Regions from separate parts of the Mus musculus genome. Here region 2 is linked to region 1. Evidence: chromatin loops called from intact Hi-C (ENCODE). Cell type or tissue: heart. All regions are shown on one strand. Links, peaks and the distances in the headings refer to the core of each region. The heading gives the core; the rest is flanking DNA.

Region 1 (16,470 bases), core at 7,069-12,068:
CATCAAGGTGGGAGCATAGCAATGTCTAGGAAGGAATGGGGCAGGAGTTGCCGAGAATTCTACATCTTGTTCCAAAGGCAGCTAGGGGAAGACTGGCTTCCAGGTAGCTAGGATGAAGGTCTTAAAGCCCACATCCACAGTGACACATGTCCTACTCCAACAAGGCCACACCCACTCCAACAAGGCCACACCTACCAATAGTGCCACTTCCTGGGCCAAGCATATTCAAACCATGACAGTAAGCTTCAGGAAGCATGAGGTTCACAGGATCCAAACAAGGTCCATAGCCACACCGTGGTCAAAACCACACCATGGTCAAAGCCACACAATGATTCAGAGACACACTGCAGTAAAAGCCACACCATGGTCCACTGTCCCATCAACTTTTGAGCTACTTAATGGATTCAGGACACCCAAGAGGTCTCGGTTTCCCACATCCAGGGCCTGATAGAGAGGTGGGTGTCCTGGGAGACTCATGTGGGTCTGCTATGCTTCTGGTTATCTCTGGAATCCCCATGAGCTAAGCCAGATGTGCACAGCACAGAGACAAGGAAACCCTAGGAAGGAGGGTTTGATGAAACAGGCCTGGCAAGGAACCAGTTGTGCACTCAGGACCTTGAAGTTGTCAGGCTGGGAGGATCCACAGTTGGGTGGCAGGATAAACCTCCTGGTTTGCTTACTCAGATCCTGTTTAGCAGGATAGTGTGGGGTCCCCAGCCTTGCTTGGTTAAACCCTGAGATAGACTCACCTGGCCCAGGTTCAGCCCTGTTTAGAGTATACCAGATTCTGTGTTCTTGGGCACACCTGGACCTCAGTTTCCTGAACCAGCACAATACATTTAAAATCTACCTCATTAGTTAGGGAATTTGCTGAAGGGGTCAGGTCAGAGACAGAGAGACAGGGGAGGGGACTGAAGAGGCCCTGGGCCTGAGAGTGGGACAAAGGTAGACCTGCATTACCTCTACAAGGCCAGCTGCCCATCTTGTGACACTGAGTGCTGCAAGAACATGTCAGGATGGACATGAGGTAAGAGAGCCGCATAAAAATGTACAATTGCTGAAGGTGGGTAGCCAGTGGCCAGGAAGCAGGGGGCCATGGGAGCCAGGACCTTGAAGTGTAAAAGGTGAGAAACATTCCAAAAGTGCTGTCTGCACAAGTCCCCAACTGATTATGTGATTATTATAAAACAGATTTATTTCACAGCAAGTCCCGGAGGAGACACGGTCACCACAGAAAAGGACAGTGAAGGAGCTGGAGAGTCAAAGCGACCACACGGCTCACTAGTGCCTCGCCAAGCACTAAGATCAGGTCACCCAACACACAGAGGGTCACTCAGGGACTCACAGGACGAGCCCGGAGGTGAGGGAACCCTTCTCAGCAGGCTGCCTGCCGTCTGTGTGCAAATCCTTTTTTTGCACTACCAAAACTCCAAGCCTACCAAAACTCCACTAGAGGCCAAGTAAGCAGGCAGATCTCCTGACACTGTTCATGGACACTGGGTGGTGGACGGGGTCCCCTTACCTAGTACTAGGGCAGAAGAATGAATTGCAACCCTGCCCCTGCCTGGCCCTCTCTTTCTCTTTCCCCACAAAGCAGGTAGAAGAACAGATCTCAGATCTGAAATCTTAACCCACTCTTCCTTATTGATCTACGACTCCGCTGGAGTCATACAAAGGGCTGTGTGGTGGACCCTGTCTGGGATTTGCCCGGTTCAAGTCGTGAACATGAGGGCAAGACCTCTCCGATGGAAGGCCACCAATATGAGCATCCCATCTGCTACCAAAGTGCAGAGCTTCATATGGTGTCTTCTTCAGGACCAGGGGAGGCACAATCCCACTGAGACTGTGACAGAAAGCAGAGAAACAGCACCAGCGAGGCTTGGAGTAAGCCATGATGAGCAGAGCTCATCTACCAACTAGAGCTCAGTGGTCGTTTTTTGGTTTGTTTTTTTTTTTTTGTTTTGTTTTGTTTTTGTTTGTTTTTGCTTTTCGAGACAGGGTTTCTCTGTGTAGCCCTGGCTGTCCTGGAACTCACTCTATAGACCAGGCTGGCCTCGAACTCAGAAATCCGCCTGCCTTTGCCTCCCAAGTGCTGGGATAAAAGTCGTGCGCCACCACGCCCGGCAGTGTTTGTTTTTAAATTGCCCATTAATGAGACACTCTAGACGCTTCTTCTCCCAACAATGAGATCACGGGTCTGTCACTGACTGTGAGGTAGGCTTTTATAAGATAAACGGTCCTAAAAGCCCAGAGTTCCTGCACTGGTTGGGGACACTGTCTGTGGAGAGAGGCCAGCCTGGCTGTTCTGGAAACCAATGACACAGGCTCCATCTGGACACTTGCATGGCCCCGGCAGGGAAGGTATTTTTAAATTCCTCCTGCACTTATGCACTGGAGTCTCATGTGAAGATACAAGGAGAAGACGCGGGAGAGTGGAGGTAACCAGGGCACACCTGTAAGGACAGCACTGATGAGCCCCAAGGTCCAGGTCTTTCTCCGGGTCTTCTTGTGATGCTCATCACAATTCTAGCAACACTGGGACAGTCTCATAGACGAGGAAACCACAGCCCAGGGGTTAAAGCAACATCATGGAAAGCCCATAGAGTTTAGACAGGAAACTCAGAGACTCTGGAGCCAGAGCTCTTCCTCAGAGTCCCCACATGGCTTTGGCAGACCTGCAGCCCTGCCTCACGGCTTCATTCTGAAGATGTTCATCCCTGCTCCCTAGAGCCTGAACAGCAATGGCTGACAGAAGAGTCTGATGGGGATCTCAGAGAATAGTCACTCCACCAAAGACAGAATGATTCAAGGACAGAGACGGAGGGTGCGCCTGCTAGGCTATGCCATCATGACTTAGACTAGAGTCATTCGGAAAGAGGGAACCTCAATTGAGAAAATGGTCCAGTCAGATTGACCTGTGGGCAAGCGCCACCCCCGGGGGCTGGTGGTCCTAGGTGCTATAAGAAAATTTCTCATGGCTGAGAAAGCCATGAGAAGCAAATCAGGAGGGAGCACTCCTCAAAGCTCTGCTTTAGCTCTGGCCCCAAATTCCAAGGTGAAATAAACCCTGTCCTCCCCCAGGTTGCTGTGTTTTATCACAGCAATAGAAATGCTAACTAAGGGGGGGGGGGTTGCTTAGGAAGGTGGTTACTATGGAAACAGTCATTCAACTTAGCGACCAATGATCTCAGAAACTTGATTGTGACTTTGCCAAACAAGATCTAGTAAAACACTGTGCAGGCAGCAAGACCAGGGTTGAAATTCTGCTAGAGAGAAGGGACCAGATATGACCACGTCAGCGGGTCTGGGTAGTGCGAAGGGCAGGGGTGGCTCACCATCATGGCCTCCTGAACAGTGAGGTGAGGCAGCAGCATGTCGTCCTGCATGATGTAGCAGGAGACCTTCCGGAAGCAGCGCAGGTCCCGGGGCATTCCATTGATAAGGACTGCCCCTTTCATGCCAGTCTCCCTGCCAAGAAAAGAAGACAGGTGCCCATGAGCCAGGTCCTTCAGGTGGCCTGGAGAGGCAAACAAGAGAGGGGGTCTCCCTCCCTCCCTCCTGGACTCTTCCCAGTAGAACCATTCACCATGGCAACAGGATGGAGCAGAGGGACCAAGTGATGCAGAATACAGCATGCTAGTACTCTACCTGCCCGAAACAAGGGATCAGCAAGGAGACAAGCCACACACCAGGCCTCTCCCAGACGGTGTGTTTATCACACCACTTGGAAATGGCTTTTCTTTGCCTGCTACACAAAGATGCCTGGATATGTCCCATAGGGGATGTCCCTCAGTACAGCCACAGGGCAAAGACATATACCAACAGCTACTCCATCTGCAGCCCAGATTACACCAACTGCCCTGGGATCACAAGTGTACCCGGCAGGTGCCTCAGGCTCAGGTGGCTCAGAGACAATATCACAGCTATTTCAGACAGTTCAGCCCCACGACTGATCCAAGTGTGATCGGAGGACCTTCTGACTGCAGGTGAGAAGGCTGGAGCCTCCTGTGCCCTGCCAGGGATGGAAGACCATCCAACCTCCCCAGAAGCCTCCGTGTCAACTCCTCCTGCATGTGCCCATTGAGCCTCTTGCCTCTTAGGTGTTTCTAAGCACCAGAAGAGCTTCCAGAGGCCCTCTATCTTCCTTTCCACCCAAGGACACATCTTTGCAGTTCTCCCTTCCTGTGCCCACAGAAGAACAGCAGCTTTATAATACCTGTAGGGACTAATAAACTCATTCTGGACTCCAGCCTCCCATGGCCACTGCCAAGGAGCAGGGCTTTGTGGTGGGTCCTGCTTTGCTCCCAGGCAATGGGCAGCTTCCCTAGCTTCTTCTGGGTACCCAGCCTGGCAGGGCTAATTCTGCATCTCTGGGATACACAAGTACTCTCGGTCTTCTAGGAATTGCTAGGGTAGTCTGAAAAAACAGCCAGCCCCAAGAAACTACCCCACTCCACTCCCTCCCTGTCTCAATTCTTTGATCATTAAATGTGCATGTCATAAAGAGGAACTTATAGTGACGATTTTGAAAGACAAAAATCATAATTTCTGATATTAGGAAACAATTCAGCACTCTATGGGATAGTGAGACTTATCTTTCTCCCTGCTCCCCCAGTAACTGAAATCACTAGTATCACAGGTGTCTGTATTAGTCTCAGGAACTATACCATGTTTGCAGTTGCATCCGAAATGTCTCCCACAGGGTGTGCTTGAACTGTTGGTTCTCAGACTGTGATGCTGATACGGGAGGCTGTGGGGCATGGGTGGACCAGGGCTATGGGGCCTGGGTGGTAGAGGAGGATCGCTGAGGACAGGCCTTTAAAGGCTGAAGCCTGACTCTGCCTCTGGCTCCACTCTATCTGCTTCCTGGGCAGAGCCAGGAAGTGAGACGACTTCACTTGTGGGACAAACCCAGTTACTTCATCTGCCATGCCTGCTTTCCCGAGACTGTTCCCTCTGAGACTGTGAGCCAAAACATAGCCTTCCTCCCTTGAGTTGCTTCTGCTACAGGGATTTGGCTATAGCAACAGGATAGTAACTGACACATGCCCTAGGCAGATACTGAAACCATGTGGAGTTTTGTACACTGTATGGATGGATGGTAGCTTTTCCTATGCTGTGTGTGTACAGTCACAGATGAGCGACCTTGGCATGACCTTGGCGATGGTGACTCCCTAAAGTCCTGAACAACCATGGCAAATGCGAGCCTTGGACACGGCAGCCCCTCATTCTCCTCTGTCGAACTGTCCAGCGTGCTGTCCTACTGGCTGGCTGTCTTCTAATCACTGCTTCTGACCAGATCTTGACCTTGGTACATTTTCCTGTCCAGGAGGTGGACTGTGGGCCGAGCTTATCAGGAAGCTGCCTTGCTCACCTGCCTATGGTCTCTTCTTCATACCCTATTCATGTGCAGTCATCAGTAGGTGCAGACTTTCAGTATTGCTTCTCTGTACTGCTTCCTCCATGGATTCTCAAGCTCTGGATGCAAGCATGCGGCACACACACACACACACACACACACAGAGGCATGCAAACACACATGCATGCAGGTACTCATGCACACACGTGGCTTCCCAGGAGCCCATGTGAGCAGAGCTTCTGGTAGCAAACCGTTGACAAAATGTTCTCAGTGCCCGCACTGAAGCAGCTCTGTCCCTCACCCAGCCTTCCCGCTGGCCTCTGCTCACCTGTATCCTGCCAGAATATTCATGAGTGTGGACTTCCCAGCTCCAGAAGGACCCATGATGGCCACCAGCTCTCCACTGTTGAATTTCCCAGAGATCCCTTTCAAAAGGGTCTTGTATCCTGCAAAAATGCAGATTGGATTCATTTCTCTAACTGTTTTATTTGACCCCAGTGCTGAACTGCTGGGGCCAAAGGCAAAGTCTCCCACGGTATGGGTATGAAAGATTCACGGCGACATTTTAGGCTAGAGGCAGACTTTGTGCCTGTTTTATACACTGTTCCCCCAGACTGTCCTCACACCTTATATTAGGGCACATGCATCTTGCTTAAGCACATGTCCAAACGGCATCCAAAAATCTCCATCATTCCCATCTCAAAAAGTGGTCATGTGTATAGAGCCTATTTAGCCCTGGACCAATGGTCATCTTTTCCCAATAAAGTACACTGGTGCCTGTACTAACAGGTAACTAGCTCAGCATTTCATTTGCAAGATCTTTTTACTTGCCCCTTATAAATTTACATAAATATAAAGAATTTGTACACAGTTTATATACAATTACTTTTTGATTAAATCATATACTTGATGAATTGTTGATTGGTTTATTGGATAATTGAAAGGGCTTATTGTCACACAAGTCACATCAAATGTCTAGGGAATGTCTGGCAAGTGCCTTCTGCCTAGATCTTTAGAAGGGGACGGGGCAGGGGCGGGGGGGGGGGGCGGGGAGCTACACATCAGAAACAAGCCAGAGCACTACAGCTTTCAAGCAGACAGTGGAAATGTGTTATAAATGATAAATGAGAGCAACTGGTTCTGAGATAACGGTGCCAGCTCAGAAGTGGTGTTTGGTGTGGTGTCAGATAAGAGCCCACCCTAGCGCCGACAGGCAAGCGTTACATTCCAGCTCCTGTGTATAATGCCTAAAGAGACCTCGTGAGCCAGGGACATGTGGGGAACTTACCTGGTTTCCCCAGACTACAGCGAGCACCCAAACCTCCAGGTCTGAGAAAGCTCAAGCCCAAGAGAATGCTCTCTGCACAGTCTTTTTTTCTACACAGTCTGTTTTTCACAGATGGGACACTTGGACATTCCTACCTGTCTTCAGGTGCCACCTTAATTTGGACGAGGAGTCCCTGGAGCCTTGTTTAAGTGAGGCAGGGAGAAGCGGAAGCTAGAGCCAGGAAGCCTGCTGCTCAGAGACTGAATCATTAAGCAGAGGAGGCTGGCTGTCAGCTGTCACCCAGGAGACTGAGAATCATCCCAATGGGAAAAGGGGACCTGGGAACAAAGGGAGGGGCACCTAGGGGAGTTCTAAGCTGCGGAGGGAATGTCCCCTACACAACAGCACAGGAGAATAGAAGGAGGTGACTGAGCGGGGAAGGACAGCTGGCTGTGTCTGCCTTTGGTGGACAGACAAAAAAGCAGATGTAGACAGAGGTACAGCTGGGGATGGCAGAACCTCTTTCGGTACAAAGCCAAGCTCCTACAGGCTCATCAGATGGCATTCTGCCTCTTGGGGACAGTAGTGGACCTCCAGGGGCCCCAAATGACATCACCAAGGGGGTAGTAAATGCCCCGGTGCCAGCTCATTACTATACTTATCTGCCTAGGCTGGAGTTGGGGTTACTGTCGAGCAAACAGTGTCTTAGGCTGCTTCCACTCCAAGATGAACCCTCACCCTCTGCTGAGCCCCCAGGAGCTGGCAGCTGCCTAAAGCTGGAGACAGGTCCCCGAGATGGCCACCCGCTGAACGAAAGCCAAAGGTGGTACAAATTCCCTCTGTATGGCTCACAGGAGAAAAACACAGACGACTGGACACAGCTGGGCTCCCAGCCCCAATTAACAGATGGAGTGTGTGTGACCATGTCTAGAAGTCACACCCTCACACGTCCCCTGACATGGCAGGCAGCTGCTACATACATTTCTTTGCCTACAGACAAATCAGTCCTTCCTCTGTTTTCCTCCTTTATCCATTTCCATGTGCATGCAGATACATGTTCGCATGTGCATAGAGGCCAGAGGTGGATGCTGGGAAGCATTCCCCATCATTCTTCCACCTTATTGAGGCAGGATCTGTCAATCAAACCCAGAGATCATGGACATGGCTAGTCTTGCTCTAGCTAGCTTGCACCGGGATCCCCTTTCTCACCCTCCCTAGGCTGAAATTATGGGTGGCTCCAGCATTTATTTACAAGGCTCCCGAGGTTCCAACCACCTCTTCACACTTGCATGAAGCCCTCTGACCACCGAGCCATTTCCCTAGCCCAAGCCTTTCCTCTTTAGACAGGAAGTTGCTCCCTAATAATCCCATGAGCCTCAGCTTACCACTCGAGACTCTCCCCAGCTGAGCTATCTCTCTCGCAGGATGTCACCTCTGAGATGAGCTAATGCCAAAAAAAGCAGGAAGCTGAGCAGAATCGCAATGCAAGCGCCATTTCCCTGTACTGAGGGTGCTTCACAACCTGAACCTTCTCAGTCCACCAACTAAGGGGACGCTGGTGGTATAACTCAGAATCGGAACTACCTTTCTTGTTTTTGTGGAATGGGGCCTGTTTAGTGTCCCAGAAAGCAGTTTGGCTCACTTGGGTTGGACAAGATGTCGGCTTTGCTCACACTATTGTTTGCCTGTGGTGTTCTGTGCATTTTGCACACATAGAAGGATTCAGAGAGGGCTGGCAACTGCCAACGCCACCTAGCAACCCAGCAAAGGAGAAACAAAGCCAGCCTGAGGCAGTCCACAAATCTGGGGCCCCCTGCATCTTTGCCAGCCTGGGCAGATCAGCCTGCAGACCTCAGCAGCCACTTTTCCCCTGACTCCTGTGAGCAGACTCAGTCCTCACAGAGTGTAGATGCTCAATCAGTCATAAAACCTGCTAAGCTAGATGTGTTATTCCCTTTACTGTGGTGTCTTGTGGTCAGAGGCTATGCCAGGGCATGGAATGTCAAAGGCGTCTCTTCATTTCAAGTAAAGGGACGATCCTTCATGTCCACATGGGTGACGGGTCCTGTCTGTGTCTGGGGTACATGCAAGGCACCAGCTCTAACTGAGAAGCACTTGTGAAATTAGACAGTTCTGATCCAGCTGCTTAAGCCTGTGGTCATTTTCAAAGAAGCCTGAGAGTCACGGGGCTTTTCTGTGCAGAGGGCTGTCAGTCTGGAAGGAATCTTGTCCCCAGCATCAGCCCTAAGGGATCCACAGCTACCATGGTGGATGGACACTGTCCCACAGGACAGTGTCTGCTGACTGGCACTCCAGGGGCCAAGCAGACAGAGGTCACCGCATATGTGGCAGCTAGAAAACCTCCCCACGAGGAAGGAAAGGGAGATGTATGTCTTGACGGTATGCTCTCAGCACCTTTGTTGGTGGAGAACCATTGTGGATTTCTGAGGAGCAGGCTGTCCCCAGGTGGAATGCAATCCATGACCTCAGCACCCCCAGAGGGGAAAGCAGGGAACAGCTCTTTGCTGTTTTGCGGGGAAGGGAGAGGCTGTGGAGGCCAAGAGAACTTCCGGGGGCCTCAGGGAGGAAGTGTCCATACTGCCTGACAGCAAAGGCCATTGGGTCCCACCCACTCTTCCTGGGACAGGCAGAGATGGTCAGAAGGCAAAAGTTCCCAAGGGCTGGACCAGTAAACCCCAGCCAGACTTCTGGTGGAGACAGACAGTCTGAGATCATCTGCTAAGAGGCGAGTGCGTTTAGACCCCTGAGCCTCAGGGCCTGGAGCTGGTAGAACCTGAAAATGGTTGGGAAAGCAAGAGGGGCCATTTTTTCCCTTAGGCAGACAGGTGGGAGAGCCCAGACTGAAGTAAAAGAACGTAAAGAAAACAAAGGCTGAGGATCTAAAAGTCACAGGCTCAGTGGGGGAGCAGGGGGGTTGGGAGCAGGGGTAGGGGAGGAGGGCAGGGAGAAAGGAGCAAAAAACTAACTAAATGCTAACTGCACTCCAACCTATTGGGACTGCCAACACGTGCACAGGGACATACAAAGACACACCAAGTGCATTCACAAGCCTGCATAAATTCCATAGGGGCAGCCTATCCCTGCTACCATGTACACATTCATCCATCGCGGGCAGGCAAACAACTGAACCACAAGGACCGTGTACACATAGGCTAGGTCCTGAGGTCACACAGCCAGGCTGCCCCTGCCCCAGCATGCATAAAGCTGACAGTTGCTCGCATCTGCCTGCGGGAAGCAGCTTTCTATTAACACAGAATGTTTATGCTTCTAAAAAGCAAAGGTAGGTCTCTTTCCAGGCTAAGCCAGGCTGGGACAAATTGAAAATAGTTCTCGTTATCCAAATGATGGCATGGTGCCAATGAGGGCTCCAGATAGGCTCCAAATGCCCCCATCAACCTTTACCTGAAGGCTGTCCGGCTGCCCTGGTCTGTACACCCAAGGCCCAAACTGCCTCTGCAGAAGCCACTGTTCCCAGAATGAACCCAACCTCACCTCCCTGTCCCCCCCCCCCGCCCCTGTTCCTACTCTTTTACCCTTTTTGCTCCTATTTCATAGGATCTGGCACTAGAACAAATTGCCTGCTTTTTCTGAAGCAAAAGACCCAAAAGACACACTCTTCTCTTCCTCCTCCTCCACTTCCTCCTCCTCCTCATTTCTATTTCATCATTTTATATGATGAGTGTTTCGCCTGTATGTATGTCTGTACACCATGGTGCACAGAGGCAAGAAGAAGGGTCCCTTGGAACATGTAGTTGTGAGTCACCATGTGAGTGCTGAGAATCGAACCCAGGTCCTCTGGAAGAGCAGCCAGTGTTCATTATTGCTGAGCCTTCCGGCCCCAGAAGTACCTAATCTTAGTATCCGGTAGCATTTCTTTCCTGCCCTCTTTGGGGGAGGGGGGGCTTCTCCCCCAATGCCCAAGGACCTTCTGAACTGCCAGTCAGCCACAGCATGAGACAAACCTAACCCTGTCAATCAAATGGATGCACCTGATATTCTGTGCTTCCTGCAAGACAAAGGGGCTTTGGAGCAATGGTGGTGGCCATGGGGTCTGAGACCTTGTTTTGGTAACACACATGTGAACCTGAAGGTGCAAAGGAATCTGTCTAAGTTGTGGGGAACCAGTACCAGAAGACATTGTGATGTATCCCCAGATGTGCAAATAACACACTACTCCATTGGCTGTGCCTCTCTTTGGAAGAAGTGTAGGAAATCTCTTATGCCAGTCTATGGAGCTCCACCAGGGGCTTATGCCAGCACTGTGCTCTGAAGTAATGCGGAACAGCCTAGCAGGGAGCCCCGTGTCACTCTCTACCCAGCTCTACTTTAAAGGCTTAGCTGGGGTCATTTGGTCCCCCTAATTCTCTGTCCTGGCCGATGGTTCCCCTGTCTCCTGCTGTAGATTCCCGGCCCCCTATGTGTATGCAGAAGCCCTGTGTCCTGCCAACACAGGTCCAAGATGTCTAGTTGTACTATGCACAGGGTAACATCAAAAGAGAAAGGGCATAAATACATCAGTACCCATGAAGGAAGATTGCCTCTCATCTTCCCCACACCCTCAGGAGGCAGGCATACCCTCCTCGCTTCTAGCTTTCCTCTATACCTCATGCCACAGCTGGCAATCCATGTAATTGTTCCCTGTATGCCACTAGGTCTTAGGAACCAGGCGGAGAGACCTGTGGGCATTGGCCAGACCCTCCAAACACCTCTTTCCTCATGACACTCCATACTGGAGGCCCAAGGCACACACTATCACCTGCCAGGTGGGTGTGCTTCAGTGACATCAGTGACCTCCAAGGTGACTCAGGGGCTCTTTGTGTAGAAGGTTCATGAAAGAACGGGAAGTCATAGCTACTGGACTATGCCTCATTCTGGATCTTTCCAACTACCAGCTCTCCATGGTAGCTAAAAGAGACTCATGCATGCCCTCAGAACAGCCTGCGTCTCACCAGCTTTTGGTGCAAGGCCAGAATTGTGCACAGGCCTTGCCCTCTGCATGCTGAGACTCTGGTAGCATCTAATGTGGGCGTGCCAGAACATGGAAAGTACCCTGCAGAACTTTGGTGGTGGCTGCTGGCCCAAATCTCCCTTCCATGGCAACACCGACTCTGGCTTCCCTGTCCTATCCTGACATACTTGGCTTACAACCATATTGGGGAGGGCACTCTCCTCCGACAGCCTGCCCAGATCTGACAGCAAAGCAGGGTTGAAGTCTGAGCGGTGATCTGGGCTTGGTAGCACACATCTGAAATCCCAACCGCTCAGGACGTTGAGAAAGGAAGACCATACGTTCAAGGCTCGGCATGACCATTTCAGTGAGATTCTGACTCCAAAGAGAAAATAACAAAATGAAAAGGAATGAGGATGTGTGGAGGGTGCTTGTCATGTGTGTGTGTGTGTGTGTAGCTTGGTGTGTGTGTGTGTGTGTGTGTGTGCATGTGTGTGTGTGTGTGTGTGAGAAGCACTAGGTGCTCAAAGAAGTCACTGAGAGAGAACCCACGCTCCATGCTTCAAAACACAGGGGCAAGGCCTCAGGAGGAAGGCCAGACAAGATTAGGATGACCTCCAACTGTCAGTCACTTGCACTTCCATGCCTCTCTGCTGTGAGAAGAGGTTTGTCTTGGGACACATGCCTGATCTGAAGTACAACTACGGTACATCTTCTAGAAGCAAGTCTTGGCTGGTAACCACTGGGCCTTATCATGTTCCATGAGTACTTTACATTAGTGAGGTCTCCCAGAAGAAGATGGCAGCTCACTGCTCTCCTCCAGCAGCCACTGACAGCTGGAGATGCTCAGATAAGCTGTACATGTGCCATGCCTGAGAGGCAACTCGGAGATGGTTACAGAAATGGCTCCTTGAAGGGCAGCTTCTACTCCTGTTCTCAACATGTCGTCAGGGAGGGGGTGGAGGCTACCTCCTGGACCACCCTCCCCTGGCTGTTCCAACAGCAGCCACTCTAAGCAGAAGCATCCTTCAGTAGGCCTGCTCGCCCTGGGAGCTCAGGCTCCTCCACACTCAGCATCTTCTACTCTCTCTTGATGGAATCCCACTACCTTTCCATAGGACGAACTCTGCCTGCTTCAGCCTCTGGCTCTGGACCACATTCCATGACAGAGCGGTTTTGCCCATCACTCTTTACTCTTATTATCCCCTCAGCTGTCAATCTGGTCAGAGTCTCTCAAACATGTGTTGGCCAGGTCAAATCTCACCCACTCCTGGAACCAGTTTGTATGCCTCCAGGAAGCACACTGATTTGATAAGGTGACTAGCCATGCCCCCAACCATTTTGAGACCTGGGAACAGCTGCATGTGTCCCTATGGGTCATGCCTTTTCCCTGTAACTTGGAGACAGGGATACCTACTTAGTAGCCAGTGCTACTGAGACATGGTGGAAGGATTATAAAGCGCTTGACGTATGGCTGGGCCCTGCAGACGCTGTCAATACCCACAGGAGTTCTTCCTCCAGGAGAGAGGTCACTACATCCACCTGTCCCCTTTGGGTATTGGCCATTTCACACCCCTTAGAGAGTCCAACTAGTATGGTGGTTTGAATAAAAATGGCCCCCATAAGTCCATAGGGAGTGGCACTATTAGGAAATGAGGTCCTGTTGGAGTAGGTGTGGCTCTGTTGGAGGAAGTGTGTCATAACTAGGGGACAAGCTTTGAGGTCTCAGATGCTCAAGCCACTCCCAGTCTCACATTCACTTCCGGAGGCCTACAATCCAGAGGTAGAACTCTGAGCTACCTCTCCAGCACCATGTCTGCCTGCACACTGCCATGCTTCCTGCCATGACAACAATGGACCAAAACTCTGCAACTGTAAGCCAGTTAAATGTTTTCCTTTATAAGAGTTGGTGTGGTCATGGTGTCTCTTCACAACAATAAAACTGGAAGACAACTAGTAAGCCATATAAACAGGCCAGGTCATATTTCTGGGGGTCAAGCGGAAGGTTGTGGGACTGTGTTTGGGATCCACTATTGATTTATGCCCTGATCCTCCTCTTGTTACCAAAAATATAACTCAGTAACTATATCATCAGGTCTTTCGCACACTGCATGGATATTGCTGATTTAATTCATGCTCATTCCTGGGCTGGCCTTTGGCTACACAGTAGGAAAAGGTCTAACTGTAAGGAAACAGAGCCAACTTGGGCGCAAAGCCTATTGAAGTGACTTTTCTGGGTACAGTAGAAGCTTTGATACCTGTTGACCGGGCACACCTGTGTGTGTGCACACATGTGCGTGTGTGTCTGTAAACATAGAGGCCAAAGATTAACTTTGAGTGTCTCTTCTCATGAGCCACCTTTCTACATAGGACATGGCCTGCCTCCCACTGGTCTGAGGCTTGCCCACTAGGCTAGCCAGCTACCTGACAACCCCAGGTATCTGTGTGTCTTGAAATTCCTCTAGCACTCAGACTGCAAGAACACACCACAGCACTTCTTTGTGTATGGTTTCCAGGGCTCGAACTGAGGTCTTCTCACTTGCCAGCATCCTACTAAATGAACTGGCTCCCTAGCCCCTGCCTGCAACAGGCTGCTTTCCTGAGATGCCCAGTGTCTTGCTGGATTGTTTTCTATTGGCCTGACAGGAGGCTCAGAGGTCTGGCAGCCATAGTGTGCATTCTAGCTCAGTGGATTGTGAAAATGGTTTAAAGATGGCTCAGGGGCACTTCAGAGAGAACCAATCAAGAGCAGCCTGAGGACATCTTTTTGGTCCTGCCTCAGCTCTCCCTGCAGCTGGTCACTGACTGTTAACAGTTCAGTACTCGGGTCCCTTACTGTTAGTGTAAACCTACATCAGTGTCACTGTCTCAGTCAGGGTTTCTATTCCTGCACAAAACATCACAACCAAGAAGCAAGTTGGAGAGGAAAGAAAGATTTATTCAGTTTACACTTCCATATTGCTGTTCATCACCAAAGGAAGTCAGGACAGGAACTCACACAGGGCAGGAACCTGGAAGCAGGAGCTGATGCAGAGGTCATAGAGGAGTGTTGCTTACTGGCTTGCTTCCTCTGCCTTGCTCAGCTTGCTCTCTTACAGAACCCAAGACTACGAGCTCAGGGATGGCACCACCCACCATGGGCCCTCCCATCCTTGATTACTAATTGAGAAAATGCCTTACAGCTGGATCTCATGGAGGCATTTCCTTGAGGGAAGCTCCTTTCTCTGTGATAACTTCAGTTGTGTCGTGTTGGCACACAAAACCAGCCAAGTACAGTCACTTCCGTGGTTCCACTAATATGAACCATCTCTCAGCCACTGTCACCAAGTTTCAGATACTACAGAGGGAAGAAGTGGGTAGGGTCTCAGGAAAACAGATTAGAAAGTTAAAAGAAAATATCCTGATAAACTTGCAAGGCTCAAGAGGCGTCTCCCTGATGTTATAAAAGCTGTGAAGGCCTGCTGGGGGGAAGAGGGACTCTCAAGTGGAACTGTCCCCCAGTTGTGCAGGAAGCTCCAGTGAGGCAGCTTCTGTGACTTGTCTGTCACACAAGATAGGGTGAACATTTCATGATGCTACTGTCTGAATCATCTACACACCTATGGAAACCCTCACACATGTTTCTGTCACTAACCCCAACACACCCATTGGCTCACCACACCCACTTGGGTGTAATCATTGGTGTGTTCTGATGTTAGTTCCCTATCTGAGGCATCCTAGTTAGTTAGCTTTAAATGTCAATTTGATACAACGTATAGTCATCTGAAGAGGGAGTCTCAATTGAGGGACTGTCCAAATCAGACTGGTCTGCAGGTATGTCTTGGGGACTGTCTTGTTAATCGATGTAGGAGGGTCCAGCCCACTGTGGGTGGTGCCATTCCCTAGGCTATATAGGGAAACAGGTTGAGGATGAACCTGCAAACAAACAAACAAGCATATTCTTCAATGACTTCTGCTTCAGTTCCTGCCCTGACTTCCCCAGTGACAAGTTATGACCTAGAAGTATAAGCCAAACAAATACCTTCCTCCCCTAAGTTGCTTTTGTTAGAGCGGTTTTTTCACAGCAACAGGAAGGAGACTAAAACACAAGGTGAATAGTGTTTGATCATGTCTCTCCAGGAAAACTCACTCGGCAACCATCCTGTCCAGCCAGAGACACCCACTCAGCCTCCTAGGCCTCAGCCCTTCCTGATTGCAGTCTCCAATTCTGCCCCATCCTTCACCGCGGCGGAATGTTTTATTCTCCTGTAGTTTCTCTTTTTAATGCCTAACTATATTCATCCTTAAAGAGTTTGAATAATTTTTTTTGCATGCTTCTGGAATTTATATAAATAGTGCAGTACTGTCTGTCCCAGGGCTGTTTTTCTTCACTTGGTGTTCTAGAATATTCTATAGTGAGTGATATCTGTGGTTTGCTAACTAACTCCTCTTTCTAGTGATCGCACACGGTGTTGTCCTTAGATTGGGGCGCTTCAGCAGTGGAAGGGACCTGCAGTATTGACCACTGTCAGGTCACTTCTCAACCATGAGAGTCACCAGAGCAAAGAGCTCCATCTGTCTGTCCCTGGGCTGTATCCCCATTTCTCCTGCTTGGGACACATGGCCCACTTCAGGCTGATGCTGGAAGCCACCTGCCACCTACTCTGGCATGGGCTATGCTCTGCCTCACCGTTTCTGAACCTGCTGTGTGTAAACCTTCACCTGGTCCCTAAGGAGACTCCCCTGCATCTTAATCAGCTGTCTGTCTCCACGTTCAGGCTAGGGTCTGTAGAGTTGTGCGATGTCTACTGCATACCCCAAGAGTTAATATTAGTAATGAAAACAGGAATAAATAAAGGAAGTTAAAGAAATGGCTCAGTGGTTAGAAACACTTGC
Region 2 (16,470 bases), core at 4,966-9,965, 56 kb after region 1:
ATCCACCTGTGCTCTGTTGTCACATTGTCACCTAGACTGGACCGTGTATCTTAAACACGGCAGGAAGTTCTGTTTTGTTTTGTTTTGTTTTGTTTTTTTCTGAGACAGGGTTTCTCTGTATAGCCCTGGCTGTCCTGGAACTCACTTTGTAGACCAGGCTGGCCTCGAACTCAGAAATCTGCCTGCCTCTGCCTCCCAAGTGCTGGGATTAAAGGTGTGTGCCACTACTGCCCAGCAGCAGGCAGTTCTTAATACGATCTGTGGGTCTCGACCCCTTTGGGAGGGTGTCAAAAGACCCTTCCCTAGGGTTTGTGTATCAGATATTTACAATGTGATTCATAACAGTAGCAAATTATAGTTATGAAGTCGAGGTGAAATAATTTTTTGGCTTGGGGTCATCTTAGGCTTGTGTGTCTTGTGTTCTGCTGTGTAAGTTGGCTGTGAAGGATATCTGGACCACCTTAGTCCAGATGTACATTTGCGCTTCTAGGATGGGCATTGAGTTTCGTCTTTGTTTTTTTTTTTTTCAAACTCCATTCTCACTGAAACACCCTTTGCACCCGTCTTATTCAGCCTTTTCATATAAGATGTCATCATTGTTCCTAAGTATTGTGTTTTGTAAAAAGATAAAGGAGGGAAGAAATATGTCTGGTGAATGTGCAGTCAGGTGTGGGGGTAGGGGTGCCTCTATGGGCCCATGCTGAGGCATTCCTTCCCCCTGAGGGACCAGCCACATGAAGGTATAGTACAGAATAGAGTTTATGCAGGGCACGGGTAGGGGAGTTGAGAGGGTAGTAGAGGCAGAGAAAAGGGGGGCGGGCAAGCAGACCCTTTTATGAGTCAGGCACACCTGGCCGTTGCCAGGTAACTGTGGGGCAGAGCTTAGACAAAATGCTAACACTAAGTCTTCAGCTATTAGCTCTGTTCTCCAAGCCATATACTCTCTGCTGGGAAAGGGGCAGAAGCTGTCACCCATAGCCAAGTTGCCTCTCACCCACTTAGTATTGCTGTTTGCAGTGCCTTCCTCTCTCTGGGCATGAGTTCTCGGAGCTGTTCCCAAATACCAGGAACCCAGATGGTAGCTGCCGCCACCCACCACACTGAGGTCATTGACCTGTGACTCTGAGTCAGGGGGTGCCAGCCCTCTCCCATAGCCAGTTTGGGAGCCCGTGTAGGACAGAGCTGGGAGTGTGCCAACTACCACTTCCTTGAATTGGCCTGTCCACAACGAAGCTCACCAACACACCCAGTTACATAGAGAGTGAAATGTTCTTTATTTAAAAAACAAAAACAAAACTGATCTGAATTCACCTTGGTATGGCTTAGGGTTTTTTTTGTTTTTGTTTTATTTTGTTTTGTTGATATAGGGTCTCATTATGTAGCCCTGGTTGGCCCGGGAACTCTAAGTGTAGATCAGGCTAGCTTCAATCAGTAAGGATTTAATGAACAGAACTATAGTGTATACTCTATATACACTATATAAAGGAAGGAATCCATTAAGGATTGTGGTCACTGCAGTCAATTCCATATATACGAATGCAGGCTATGCAGGTGAGACTGTGTGAGGAACCCCTGATCCTAGACAGGAACCCAGAGTCCCTCGGTCCCCAGGTGGCACAGCCCTTAGTCTGAATCCGTACAAATGCTCTCCACTTCAGTACTCCGTTTCTGATCTCAAGTCGAGGAAGATGAGAGAGGCTGCTTGGGCTATCAGATAGCTGTGCTCGGAGAGGGAGGGAGTATATGGGGAAATGGCTGCCTGTCTAGAACGTAGCTCTGAAACAGAGTCAGTGAGGGCTGGGTTGAGGCGGCCTGAGGTAGGCCTGGCGGTGCTTACTGTCCTGAAAGACTTTCTGGGCTAGTGTTACCAGGGCAAACTCATGCCCTGTGCTTTGGTTTGAATTCATCCCCCAGAGTCCATGTGTTAGGATATGACAGGTGAGACATATAGAAGGTTCACGCTCCCCCTTCTAGATGTGGGAGTGGATGTCTGATGAAAACGTGGGTCTGATCCCTTCCCTCCCCCTCACCACTTGAAACTCAGGTGCTTCCTGAATCCTGCACTTCGGTTTTGGCCTCTCCAACAGTAAAATAATACGGCTCTGTATTTAAAGTTTATCCAGTGTTGGGTATTCTATTACAGCGGCACAAACCAGACCCAGACACTAAACTGCCCCGGGGCTCACTCCTAGCTGAATGCTAGCATCTTGACATCTCTCGCCACACAATGCCTTCCTCTACACCCCCTGAGCCCCAATCCCAGACACCAAGCTGTCAGGCTGACACTCCCCGGGACACCTTGCTATGGTGCTGACCAGACATTCTGCCCCAGTCACACACTTACACAAAGACGCAAGTGGTAAGCAATGAACACACAGAGATTCATCTTTATCGTTCCTCTCTAAGTCTGCTGAGTAGAAAGCCCTGGACCCCATATTTGCATGTTCAGTGTGCTAAGGAGTTCCTGGATGACTTGCAGTTTACAGAGGACCTGTGTGAACTCTGTGCAAATGCTACACACTTTATATGGGGGGGGGGCTTGAATATCTGTGTCCTGGGGGTACCTGGAACCCACTCCTACAGAGGCTGAGGGGTGCCCATGCACGAGAAGAATCCACTAGCGAGGTGTGGCAGGCCATTCTGTTTTGATAGAGCAGAGCCTCAGGGCTGTTGACTCCTCTGTCCTCATCAAACGCCACTAAAATTCATCCCACCATCTAGGTACCCGTTTTCCAAAGCCTTTTGTCTTCAGAAAACAGGGAACCTTAAACTTTAAGCTGAACGTTATTATCTTCACAGAATATGCTGGATAAGTGGAAGAAGAGCCCCGAGCGGCTGTCACGAGAGCTCTGTGCCCCCCTCACCCCCAGGCCTCCCATCGCTCTGGCTCCAGAAGCCCCGTGCTCTGCAGTCCACGCATCTCCTCCGCCCATGGGCGATGATGCTCCGGGGTCTGTGCCAGAGCGCCAGCCACCCCTCCGCAAGCTTGCTAGCACTTCCGTGGGTGTTTTGTTTAGAATGCAGCGCACACTTTCCCATCGGGTGGGGGTTAGATTCCCAGGGCAGCCCATAAAAGCCCTGTTTTGTTCCATTTGCTGAGTGTACCACTGTGACTCTTCTGTGGCAGCTAGCAGTGGAAGTCAGAGCGGAGAGCTGTGCAGCGCTGCGTCTGTGGGAAAAGATGCCAAATCCAGGCTCTGTCTCCACCCCAGCACAAGACTCGGGCTGCTGGGACCTAATCTTCTAGAACCTACCTGCTTCAGGTGGTGTTTGGTGTGTGGCCAGCAGGGTAGCTACACCCATACAACATCCCGGGAATGAGGACAGTTCTAGGGCTAGGGCGGTGATACAGACAGATGAGAAGAGCCAGGTCTAAGACCAGGCACCCATAGCAATTGAACTTTGGTGAGCACTGCAATTTCTCAAGGTATAGACATGGGTACTTCGGAGGTTTTAAAACCCCTTCACTGCAGAGATAGTAAAGTGAACCCTGACAGAGCTACTGGCCAGCACAACGGACCAACCCAGGAGAGGGGAAGGCAGAGACAACTCTTCTTACATGCCTCATTGATTAGTTTTATCGATTAGGAGGGCTGTCATTTGACCCAAATCCACACTCAGCAGGACCCAACACCCTGATCAATTAGCGATGTCTGCCGAGGGAGAGGACAGGGCAGTGGGCCGAATATTTGCCAGCCCTCTTGAGTTTTACTGGAGAAGGCAGGGCCTCTTATGGTTTTTGGACAACACCTCTCTCCCCCTTGGAAAGATGCACTCTTATCCACAAGCAAACACTTGTGTGTCCCTTCCAGAGTCCTTATGTCAGATGATATCTATGCAGTGTTAGGGGGTCAAAAGGTAGTTATGACTGGCAAGACTGCTCAGTGGTTAAGGCTGCTCTTCCAGAGGACCCAGCTTTGATTCCCAGCACCCACATGGTGGTTCCCAACTATCTGTAACTTCGAGTTCTAGAAAACCTAATGCCCTTTTCTAGTCCCAGCAGGCACCAGGCACTTATGAACATGTAGGCAGAACATCTATACATGTAAGGTAAAATAAAATAACATTAAAAATTAGTAACAGCCGGACGTGGTGGCACACGCCTTTAATCCCAGCACTTGGGAGGCAGAGGCAGGCAAATTTCTGAGTTCAAGGCCAGCCTGGTCTACAAAGTGAGTTCCAGGACAGCCAGGGCTATATAGAGAAACCTTGTCTCAAAAAAAAAAAAAAAAAAAAAAAAAAAAAAAGGGAAAAGAAAAAGAAAAAGAAAAAGAAAGAAAGAAAAAGAAAAAAAAACCCAAAATTAGTTACACTCTGAGAGGAAAAAGTCTTGCTTCCTGTGCCTGTGTGCAGCCACACGCTACCCTCATAGCTGAAATCACGTCTGGGAAATCCTGTTTCTTGATTCCAGTATCCGAAGACTCTCTGCTGAAGGGTGTGTGCGCAGCCATGCACTGTGAATCCCACGTGATTGTCTGCCATAATTTTATCTCTTCATGTCTTCCCATGCTTGTGAGATATTAATATATTTCAGAAACACTGTTGCCAAAATGTTTCCGTTCTACAATCTATCTATCTATCCATCTATCTACTTCTTTATTTTAGAGTTTCCTGTATCCCAAGAGAGCTTGAGGCCAGCTATGTAGCTGAAGGTAACTCTGAACTCCTGTCTCTCCCGCCCCCACATCCTGAGTGCTGGGATTCAGGCCAGCACACCCAGTTTTATAGGGTAGTGAAGATGGAGCCAAGGGCTTAGTGCTCACCAGGCAAGCACCTTCTCTGAACAGAGGCACATTCCTAGGCCACAGTTCTGGTGTCCTTTAAAAGCGCTCCTCACTTGCAGCTCCCCCTTACAACACTGAGTGTTTCAACAGGAGCTTCCCTGTAAGTAGTCTTTGGGGTGTTGAGAGATGCTTCAAATACTCAAAGATAGTGGGAGCCCTGGGGATTTCAGTACTCAGGATGCCCCGCTATGAATGGTTCCTTAGTAGCCTCTGCTCAGCATTGACAGGGAAGACAATCTAATATCGTCTACCAGCCTGTGACGGGCTCTCTGAAGAGCTGAGTGTGCAAAGTGCTGAACTCAGCTAGGAAGATGAGCTCCTGACTTTGCAGATGTCGTCTTGGCACTGAAACCCACTTTCATGCTTTCGTATTTTAAAGGAACCTTTAAGTCACTTCACTGAGCTCAACACATGTGAGAGAATGTCATACGGGGCATGTGTCTGAAGGAAGGAGGGACAGGTGGTTCCAAGATGGGAGATAGAAGAGGAGAACGCCCTCCCTAACCTTTCCTGCCAGCCTTATCTGACCTCCCCTTGGAAGTTCTCAGGGGCAGCCACAGCCTCAGCTGTGCAGGGGAAGATACTCGTTATCCGGGAGCCCCTTCTAAGCACCAGCTGCTGGTTGGCACAATGGAGGTCATGTGATCTCAAGCTGAGAACACTGGTTTCTCATTTGGCCTTATCACTCTGGCTCCTGGCAGCCTTTCTCTTCCCATGGAGGAGAAACAGTCACCCTCTGGGGCTCTTTCTACCCACAAAATCCAGGGCAGGCCCTGGCTGATTTGACAGTGAGCAGCAGTGGGGAGGGGGCGGTGCAGGGGTGGGGGAGGTGGGGGCGCTGACCTCCCCAGAAGGCCAACCTTTGCTTTCTCTGGCCCTAGGAGAATATGAATACAGATCTCAGTTTACTCTCCTCCTAAGTAGGGGATGCTTGTTAACTGTTTCCACCTCTGAAAACCTCCTTACCCCACACTGGGCCGTCCCTGTGTTTGCTGAACAGCCCAAATTGTTAGAGCTCAATCCCTGCTCTGTTTTGCCAGGACTGGAGCAGTCCCTGGGATGCTACAATTGTAGCAGTAAAGCCATGCAAGGTGTCTGTTGCATCATTCTTATTTCACAGAGAAGACAGCCAGGGGCCCACAGCTTGTCAGAGCATGGGGTGATGAGGCAGCCAGATCCTGGGCGCCAGCTCTCTTAGCCACTCCACAATGGGCCTCCTTTTTCTTAGATATAAAAATGCTGACACGTCGAGGTGTTTTTCTTAGCAGTCTAGACTCAAGCTGCTTCAAGTACATCCTGAAGACACTGGTGCACATGTGAATAAGCTATGTCTACAGCCCACCAGAGGGGCACTTTTCTCCTCCGGGGCCTGGGCTCCAGCAGCCATAGTCTCTACAGGCCCATTCTCTTCCTTGTTCTGCCTCCTACATATACAGCTCCACCAGGTGCCTGACCCTCCCCTGCTCAGGCCCCAGGACCTCCCGAACCTGATTCCTGTTCCCCACAAAGCAGCTTCCAACCCTGGGAGGCTAACACCTGCTCAGTCACCCAATGGGGATAACAAAGGTTGAGTTGTTCAGAACACAAAAGAAAGAGGAAACTCCCTTAGTCCTGAGCTGCATGCCACCTGCATAACAGGAAACTAAAATTGAAGTAAAAACAAGGCTTTTTTCCTTTCTTTTTAATAAAATGACATGTAACAATTGTAAATATTTATGGGGCCAAAGATGCAACTTTGATGTATGCAAAATCCATATTTAAGATTTATTTATTTATTTATTTATTTATTTTATACGAGTACACTGTCACTCTCTTCAGACACACCAGAAGAGGGCATCCGATCCCATTACAGATGGCTGTGAGCCACCATGTGGTTGCTGGGAATTGAACCCAGGACCTCTGGAAGAGCAGTCAGTGCTCTTAACCGCCAAGCCATCTCTCCAGCCAAAATTCATATTTAGATCAAATCAGAGGTTTGTGGCTGTAGCTTGGTGCTTGAGGCACACATCCTGTGTCCAGCATCAAACAACAAAACCAAAAGCGAAGGATGGAGTGCGTTAATTAGCATATCTGTGGCCTCAACATCCGTCCTTTCCTGGTGGCAAGGCTAGAATTAATGATTTTCAAATATGTTGTATCAGTGATGAGTTCAGCAAGCTGCCAGGCAGGGGCTTCTGGAACTTGTCCCTCTTCTCTCTTGTCTCTTAATTTCCCAAGTACATGCATAGAGCAAACCAATTTGGTGAGTGCGGTGGCTAGTGTGAATCGTCTACTTGATCAATCTAGAATCACCCAGGACACAGAGCTCTGGGCACGTCTGTTTACCTTGATTATATTCATTGAAGTAGGAAAGCCTGCCAGCTATGGGTGGTGCCATTCCCTGGCTAGGATCCCAGACTACATGAATGAAGAGAGAGACCTGAAGAGCAGTAGGCATTCACCTCTCTACTCTGACTGTGGATGTGTTGTGATCAGATGCTTCAAGCTCTTGCTGCCTTGACTTGCCTTCAGCGATGGACTGTGATACCTTGAACTGTGAGCCAAAATAAATCTCTCCCTGAAATGGCTTTTGTTCATGTTTCCTCACAGCAACAGGATAGGAAGCTAAGAGAATGTATAGACAGTGTGTATCACCCCACACTTGTCTGTTGGAACCTTAATTCCCAATGTGTTAGCATTTGAGTGAGGGCCTTTGGTGGCCATTGGGCTGCAGTGGACCTCCATGAAGATGAAGAGACATCAAAAATGTTGTTCATTCACTCTTCTCCATGTCATGAGGACACAGCAAAAAAACCAGTGGAATGGGTCAGGATCTGAACCTGGCCCTGCTGTGCCACCCAACATTGGCCTTTGTCTTAGTTGGGTTTTATTATTGTGACCAGACACCATGACCACATGCACTAGTGGTCAAAGACTCCACAGTCTCACCAGGGGTCTCAGACAGGTTTTCAGAAAGGTTTTTTCAAATCTCCAAGCAATACACAAACTCACATACAACCTAATTATTTCAAAGGCTTACAATACTTCAAGATGCTTAAAATCAGACTGCCTTAGGCCCTCAACCACAAAGGCTCTGTGTCTAGACTACACAAAGAAATGCTACAACTCAATAGCAAACCCTTCAGCCTTGTATTTAAAGATGTGTGCAGGGTATGAACAGGAAACTCACATAAGGAACCCGGATGTCCAACGGACACCCAAGAGGATGCTCAGAGTTGCCAGTAAGTGCAAAGCTGGGAATTACAATACTTCCTCCTTCCATTCATTCATGCTACACAGTCAGCTTTCTGTTCTTGTAACAGAATACCTGAGACAACCCACTTTAAAATGAAAAAAAAAAACAAAAAAACAAAAAAACAAAAAAACAACCAACCTTTATTTTCTTTTATTTTGGCTCATGGGTTCAGAGCTTTCAGTCTGTGGTGGTTTGAATAGGAACGGCCTCCATGGACTCCTGTGTTTGAATATTTGGTCACTATGGAGTGGCACGATTAGGAGGCCTGGTCTTGTTGAAGTAGGTGTGGCCTTGTTGGAGTAGGTGTGGCTTTGTTGGAGGCAGTGTGTCACTGGGCACTAGGGGTGGGGCTTTGAGGTCTCAAATGCTCACCAGGCCAGTGGCTCATGATCTCTTCCTGCTACCTGTGTAGAGGTAGAACTCTCAGCTTCTTCTCCAGCACCATGTCTGCCTGCATGCTGTCCTGCTTCCTGACACAATGACAATGGACTAAAGTTATAAACTGTAAACCAGGCCCAGTTAAATGCTTTTCTTTATAAGAGTTGCCATGGTCATGGTGTCTCTTCACAGTAATGGAAACCCTAAGACATTGTTGCTTGCTTGGTCAGTAGAGAAGCAGCAAAGTGGGGTTGGTGCACAGGAGGAACCCTTCGCCTCCTTGGGACCCTGCAGAGAATTATAGGAAGAAGGTATATCCCTTTAAGGACACATCCCAATGACCTAAGATTGCTCACTGAGATCAACCATCTTGAAATATGGACACACCAAGCTGTAACCAACCTTCTAATGCATTGGCTTTGGGAGGCCTTTAAGGAGAGGTGCTGATACTAAGGTCTAGTTCCCTAGTTGGTTCTTGATTTGTTAATAAAGAAGGCCAGGAGCCAATTGCTAGGCAGATGGTACAGATGGGATTTCCAGGTTCCAAGAGAAAAAGGAGATGCAAGGAAAGAGAGAGAGGCTTTTTTCTGCCATGTTTTAAAATGAGAAGCATTCAGCAATCATGTAAGATTTTGGGGAGCTAAGGCCTGAGGCCTCCCCTATGGGCGGGAGGTCAAAGATATTTGGCAGGGGCTAATTTGGACAAGCCATTAAGCTTAGGGCAGAAGGAGAGACAGAGATAATAAATTGATAAGGGCATGCCTTTCCAGGCGGGAGGTATCTCCACGTAGCAATTGTGCCACGAAAGGCAAGCTGTAAAGTGACAAGCCAAGTGTGTGTTCTTTTTTTGAGGATTCAAGGATCTCAGGTGGGTCTGGTAATACAACCCTTCCCGGAGCAAGGGTCTCAGGAGTGGGCTGAAGGAGCAGTAGACTCCTGGAGCAAAAATTGGGAGGAAGAGATGCCTGGTCAAGGCTGGGGGCAGTCAATCCCAGAGCCAAGCCAGAGCAAAGGCGGTTAGAAAAGGAAGCTGAATTGGGGCTGATTGTGATCGATGGATCCTGCAACCAAGCCAGGCAGGACAAAAGGGAACCAGGGAGGGGCCAGAATGTAACAGCTCCTGGACAAGGTGGTAGCATGTTTTAAAAACTACACGCGGGCTGGCAAGACAGCTCAGTGGGTAAAAACACTGACTGCTCTTCCGAAGGTCCTGAGTTCAAATCCCAGCAACCACATGGTGACTCACTTATAACCACTTGTAATGAGATCTGATGCCCTCTTCTGGTGCGTCTTTGGGCCTGAGAGATCAGAGTTGACCGGAGCGAGCAGGGGCCACCAGAGCGAGCAGAGGTCCTATAAATTCAATTCCCAACAACTACATGAAGGCTCACAACCATCTGTACAGCTACAATGTACTCATATACATAAAATAAATAAATAAATCTTTAAAGAAAAAAACAAAACCCTACACGCAACAGGGAAGACATAATAAGATCTCGGCCCCAGCTCACACTACCCCAAGCACACAGCTGAATTCACTTCTGCCAAGCATCCTCCATGCAGGGCACCTTCCACAACAGGTATTCATGACTCCTCTGTCAGCGGATCCTATTAAAGATCAAGGGTAGGTGGCCCAGAAAGCAGATGGCCTGCATGTAGAAGTCAAGGGCACAGGGTCAGACGTGGCAGTGTGCAGCTGTACCCTGGGCTCTATGAATCGACCCTGCCTTTCAAAATCAGGGACTGATTGTGTGACAAGGTGCATTTCCAATAGCATTTGGACATTTCAACAGCTCCAAATTTGTCTACTCTAATGATTTTCTCATGACAGAGAGAGAGAGAGAGAGAGAGAGAGAGAGAGAGAGAGAGAGAGAGAGAGAGAGAGAGAGAGAGATAGATTTACAACGTATTTCATTAAAACAGAAAATCTAGCCGATCAGATGTCAGCCGTTTGAGTGTTTCATGACAAGGGACATCACCACTGCAAGTACAGAAAAACCTGTTGGTTTTATTTTCAGCTGGATCTCATGAAGCGTTCATCTCAGCGATGAAAGCCTGCTTCCAAGAACACTTTTCACCACTTACAAACGGCCTATTTTCTAAAAAAGAACTCAGGACTTCTGCTGGAGAAAATCCACGTCTCTAAGAAGACAATAAGATCTTTCCATCTGTCAGGCACTGCTCCGGGAACTCCTCTCTGGTCCTGCAAATATGGACTGTGCTCCTGAGAGAAGCAGCAGCTTGGGGGCGGGGGTCATTTGACTTCATCCAGCCAGAGAAAGATGATAAAGCCAGAGAAAGGTGTCTGACCTCCGTCTGACTTCCCTGCAAGTTCCTGGTTAGACCTGGATGATGCTGTTTCTCTAGACATGTGCAAGCTTCCTCAGCCTGAGAGGGGTAGGTACATCATCATCCCTACTGGGGAGGGCTCAGCAACTCCAAATCCTACCAGGAGATGAAAATGCCACAGTAGCATTGGGTAGGATGTGCTTAGATCTTGAATCATCAAGTATTAGTTACTTAGAGGTTCTAGGAAAGCACAAGGAGTAACATTGCGTCCTGCTGCAGCCTCACCTGGGGCCCTAAAGGTTGAGATCTGGGGGCCCTAAGGACACCCGACAGTAGGAGCTGAAAGGAGCACCAGGAAGCAGACAAGGGAGGACTCTTCACGTTTGGCAATGTGGAACCTGGTGTTGACACTGTGCACCTGAATGGCATACAGTGAGGTAAGCATTATGGGGAGTCCAGAGCTATGGAAACTCAGTCCGCAGTCTGGAATGCCCATCCACTGGTTATATTCTTCTAGAGATTCTCTGGCTCCCAGCTCCAAACTCTTCCAAACACCTCAGAAACCACTCTCAGCAACACAAAGCCCCCCCACCCCCCCCCCCACCCCCGCTCCTTGGTCTAATTTTCCGTATTAGTTCCTTTGCTTTACTGCTGTCACAAAATACCCAACAAAAGCCAGTGAAAGAAAGTAGGCATTTGCCTGAGATCACTGTTTGAAGGTACAGTCCACACGGGTGAAAGGCATGGTGGACGGCAGCTGCTCGTGTTACATCTGCAGTCAGGAAGCAGAACGCAATGAGTGTCAGTGCTCAGCTTGCTATCTGTCTTTCATCCTCTCTAGAACTCCGGGCCATGGGATGGTGCCACCGGAGGAAAGCTGTTCTCTGCTCTGTTAAACCTTTCTGGCAGCACACCCAGACGTGTGCTTCCATGATGATTCTGAATTCCCATCCTTTTGTCAATGAAGATCCAGTGTCATAACAACTTTTAAAATGCAAGTCAAACCAGTGACTCCGACAGCAGTTTTTAAAAACCCACACATTTTAAGCCAGGCAACCCAGTTTTTACTGAATTGATTCTTACATACCGAGGGATGGCTGTGGAGAAAAACAAGTGTGCTTTCCTTAATTAGACCATGGTGTTTCTGAAAGAGCAGAAAACTTGGTGTGTGCACTAAAAACCACCTTCATCCACAGCTTGTCTGAAATCAGAGCCAAGGCGTTTCAGGCAATGTTTGTTGGCACTGATGAGTGGGAATTTGTGATGGGGACCACGGCTGACGGGAAACCGTGTGCGGCTACACAGGTGAGCACGGCCAGAAACACCTCGGATTCTTCATTCGCTCGATCGAATTGATTTTTGGTCATTGAGCACCTAGCATCGTTTTCCTGTTGTCATTTTTTTTTTTTTTAATTCACAACTCCTTAATTCATTTATGTGATCCACAGCTAAGAAGCTCCGTCTCAGGGGCAATGGGAGACTTTGCTAAGTCTCTCAGAATCCTTAAAATCATTTCGAAGTGTAGTGTCAGGGCAAACGGGCTTAGTTTGAAGAGTCAGACTGAACGTCAACAGCAGGCAGGCTGCAAAGCTTCGAAATACATCATAGATGCAGATATCGCACGCACGCACACACACACACACACACACACACACACACACAAACCTAAAAAGTGTCTGGTGCACGTGCTCATCCACACAGTGCCTTCCCGCCTAGCACACTGTCCTGCCTTCCTGAGAGGAACCAACCAATTGTCCTGGAGGTCTCCCCCTGCATCAAAGCAGTAGGCCGGGCTTGCTAATCCACTGGTCTAGACCTGACCAATAAGAGCGATCCCACTACCAGCCTCCTAAGTGGGCTGGTTATACTCATGTGACCTGGGTTGAGCCAGTCAGGACCCTTCAAGCTTCTGATCTGGGAAGTGATAGGAAAAGCTGTTTGCTTCTAGAGACATGGTTAATCCAGATGTGGGTGTTGGGACTTTGCCAGCCTCCTCTCCATCCTTTGAGGATGACAACACCCCCTACCAAAGGGGCCTACGGGTTCCCTTTGTATGAGCCAAGACCCACCCACCTGTCCTGAAAAGCCTGTATGAGGAAAGCTGTATTTAAAAGGAGCGCACGCTACTATGGAGGGGTTTAGAAACCATTTTAAACACATTATAGCAAATATCTCCACTGATAGAGAAGTAGTTGTTAATTCAGGCCACTCAAAAAGGCCAACTGGTTTACGTTTTAGAGATACAGATAGACGATTGTGTTTATGTGTAATTTTCTCAAGCATGCATGCACTTTTGGACTCCCCCCCCCTTCACACACACACACACACACACACACACGCAGCACGCATGCACGCACACATGCACACATATCCAGGATGTTATTTATGAGCTGAAATCAGTTTCTCCAGGTGCTGGGACATCCCCAAAGTAGTAGTAATTTCCTACATGGTACCCCATCATTCTGGAAGAGTTAATAAAACTTCTCAGACAATACCTGCCTCACTTTCTCAGAGTCATTTTCAAATTGGTTAAGTCAAGCCAAACACTTCTAGAAAGCTCCCAGTTCTTTCTATCAAGAGGGTTTTACACAGCTTCCTCTAGTGGGGGGCTTGAGGAGTCTGAGGTGGTAATCTAGAATGTTCTGGAGGCATACAATGCTTCACAAGGAACAAGTCTAGCTAATTCCCCCCCCAATGTCTTCTGGACTCTTGGTTATCCACAGCCTCCAGATCAGAGGTCCCCTCTCCCTGCCACCACACCACAGCTCTCCACAGTGGTGTGGCCCAGATGGACCTAGGAGTGACCGACCCTTTCAACAGATCCCAGACCCTTTTAGGCTCAGAAAAGTTCTCTGTTGGATGACTGACACCAGGAATTTCCAGTTACCAACCCAGCCAGCCACTTCCACTGTATCTGCCATGCCCTTCTCAGAGTCCAGGGGGGCTTAGCCTTTTCCCAAGGCAGTCTTCTCTCCCTCCAACTCAAATCATGGGTCACAAGGAGTCTCAGAGGGGTGTAACTCAGAGAGGTGCTATCTATGAAAGATGAACGGAGAGGGAATCAGGACAGGCTGCTGCATCTCTTGCACAAAAGCATCCCTGTGTTTTGTTTTTTAAAATATATATATGTATATATACATATATAGTATATAGTATATATATATATATATATATACACACACATATATATATATACATATACACACACACACATATACTGTAGCTGTCTTCAGACACAGCATAAGAGGACACTGGATTCCATTACAGATGGTTGTGAGCCATCATGCGGTTGCTGGGAATTGAACTCAGGACCTCTACTTGCTCCAGCCCCACTTGCTCCAGCCCACAGATTTATTATTATATCTAAGTACACTGTAGCTGTCTTCAGGCACACCAGAAGAAGGCATCAGACTTCATTACAGATGGTTGTGAGCCACCATGTGGTTGCTGGGAATTGAACTCAGGACCTCTGGAAGAGCAGTCAATGCCCTTAACCGCTGAGCCATTTCTCCAGCCCTGCATCCCTGTGTTTAAACGAAGACTCTGTCATTCAGAGTGAGGGAAACTTTAGCTGAACTACATGTGCCTGGAGAAGAAGAAAGATCCAGAACAAATAGGTGGCTATGCTGTGTACATTATCTTCTTGTTTGGGGCATGGAGCTACATGAGTCTTCCACCGTAGCAGTAGGAGATGGACCCCACCACATCCCAAATCATGTATTTAGTAGATAGAAAAGGGGCAGGGATGAACATCATTTAACTTTACACATGAAAGTGTATCGCCTTTAAACAAGACCGTGCAAGTCTAAAGACCCCTCTTTGAAATGAGTTCTCTCCCATAATTGGTTAGAACCATCCAGAGGGGGAAAATATTATTTCTGGTTTTTTAATTTATTTATGTAGAAACATCTAATAAAGCACATTGTGAACATTTTTTTTCTGGCCATTTCAACATTTCAAGGCTTCGTAAATGACAGGAAGGTCAGCCAAGCATGGCAAAAGCCATAATGCTGGAATTGTTCCTGATTTAAAATGCGAGAAGAGAAATATTTCCACATCCTCGTGTTTCAGTGGAGCCAAGAACACTGTTGCCTATTGTCAGCAGCCATGGCCTTGTCCAGCCCAGAGCCACCCAGCCACTTCACACTGCCACCAGCACAGATCAGCCGAACGCTGAAGCTGGTCCTAATCACTAAGCAGGCAGTATATTAAGTTCCAGAAAATTCTTTGTGTTAGATAAAGATGCTATGCTTCCTCAGTACCCCCAATGAGATCAGGAGCAAGCATGGGGCTCTGAGTCACTTTCCAGGACAGCTAGAACACTGACCAGATGTGATCCAGTCTCCTTCCCTGGTCCCCACCTACAGTCACACACAGTCTAATGTAAACACACCCAAGGGCTCGGGACTCATTACACACAGGAGTGTCTGAAGGAAGGCCAAAGCAAGGACTGCTGAAGGCCTCATTGCAGTTGGGGGGGAGGGGGAAGACATTTATAGTCAGGTTACCGGAGCCTACTGTGATGGCCCCTGCTGGCCTTCTTTCTGCATCTTTCATGGAAGGTTGATGGTGACAACAGGGACAGGGGAAGACATACCTAAGTGTTATTATCTGTTCTCTCTGCTGGGGCACGCCCAAACCCGTGTTTAGTGTTTATGTTTCTGTGGCCTCATCCCTCTGTCACCCTGCGAGACAGTTGGCAGGCAGGAAATGAGCGATGGCTCAATGTTTGCTGAACTCCTGCCCAATACTGGCCATTGTCTTGAGTTCCAGGATGAACAGATACGGCTCTGTCTCTCAAGGACCTTATTGTCCAATGCAGAAGAAAGACAAACAAATAAAAACAACATTAAAACAATGTCCCAATCAAAGCACAAACAGGGCGCACCAGAAGCAAGAGAAGAAGCCATTTATGCGCTACAGCATCTTGGTGGGTGGTGAACGTGACCAGGGCACTTTGGAATAGTTGTCAGTTCGTTTGTGATTTCAGAAGACCTGCTGGAAACCAATGTCTGTGTGTTGCTTTGTGACTCCTAATGTGTAAAAGTGAAATTCATGCAAACAACCATAAGAAAGGAGGGCGAAGACCGTGGAGCAACAGGTGAGTCTCTGACGATCTTACCCTGCCCAGATGAGGAGAGTCACTTGCAGGTGCCTGGTCGCAAGTGACCCATGTCATAGCTGCAACATTGAAAATCATCACAACAATGCTGAAAAACAAAACAGAACAACGAGAGATCCCAAAGCAGAGAGCAAGACTTTGTTTAAATCTTTTGCCTCAATGAAAGAAGTACTCACTACTCCATTGACCAAAACAAAGAGGAAAATAAGGTAAAGAAAACACCTCTCACCTCCCCACCCCACCCTCCACCCTCAGCAGTGGGCAAAGAGGCCCCTTGTCTTTGGTGGTGTTCTTATATTAGGGACAGAGCAGATGCAGTCCTTTGGCCATCCTAGTTTGATGCTGGGTTTGGCAGCCAAAGCTGTCTTGTGTCTAGGACTCATAAAAATCAAATCAAATCTCTGATTCCTGACTGAATATAACACAGCCGGGTGCCTCAAGCCCCTGCCGTCTTGACTTCTCCCACCGTGATGGACTATGCCTTCAAACTCAGAGCCCCAAACAAACCCCCCTTTCTTATTTTCATCTACCTTCCTGCCGCACAGTAGCAAGACCTTACAATTAATGCAGAAGATGTGGCTGTTACAGATACTAGGTCTACTAAAAGGAAACACTTTGACACTTTGCATCTGGACACCAAGAAAGATGTTTTGATAACTGGC

Evidence for each region. A loop is a pair of places that touch in the nucleus more often than their neighbours do. Peaks named below come from ENCODE experiments on the same cell type or tissue, not always from the same donor. Only the 100,000 strongest peaks of a DNase experiment are listed, where the experiment ranks them.
Region 2: a loop joins it to region 1, with 2.1 times the contacts of the local background. A loop is called at or near these places in 6 of 42 quality-filtered maps.

What each region holds. Positions count from the first base shown.
Region 1 is chr17:31,081,644-31,098,113 of GRCm38, reverse strand. It overlaps Abcg1 (ATP binding cassette subfamily G member 1), which reads right to left. Exons shown (of 15, transcript NM_009593.2): 3 at 5,688-5,805; 4 at 3,336-3,468. Among named protein-coding and RNA genes, the nearest start is that of Abcg1, 32 kb to the right of the region's middle. In heart, for the core only: a CTCF peak has its summit at 9,111; DNase peaks (open chromatin) are centred at 8,046, 9,196 and 11,753; H3K27ac peaks cover 2,383 bases; H3K27me3 peaks cover 587 bases.
Region 2 is chr17:31,023,224-31,039,693 of GRCm38, reverse strand. No RefSeq gene overlaps it. Among named protein-coding and RNA genes, the nearest start is that of Abcg1, 26 kb to the left of the region's middle. In heart, for the core only: no CTCF peak of the experiment used is centred there; no DNase peak of the experiment used is centred there; H3K27ac peaks cover 1,096 bases.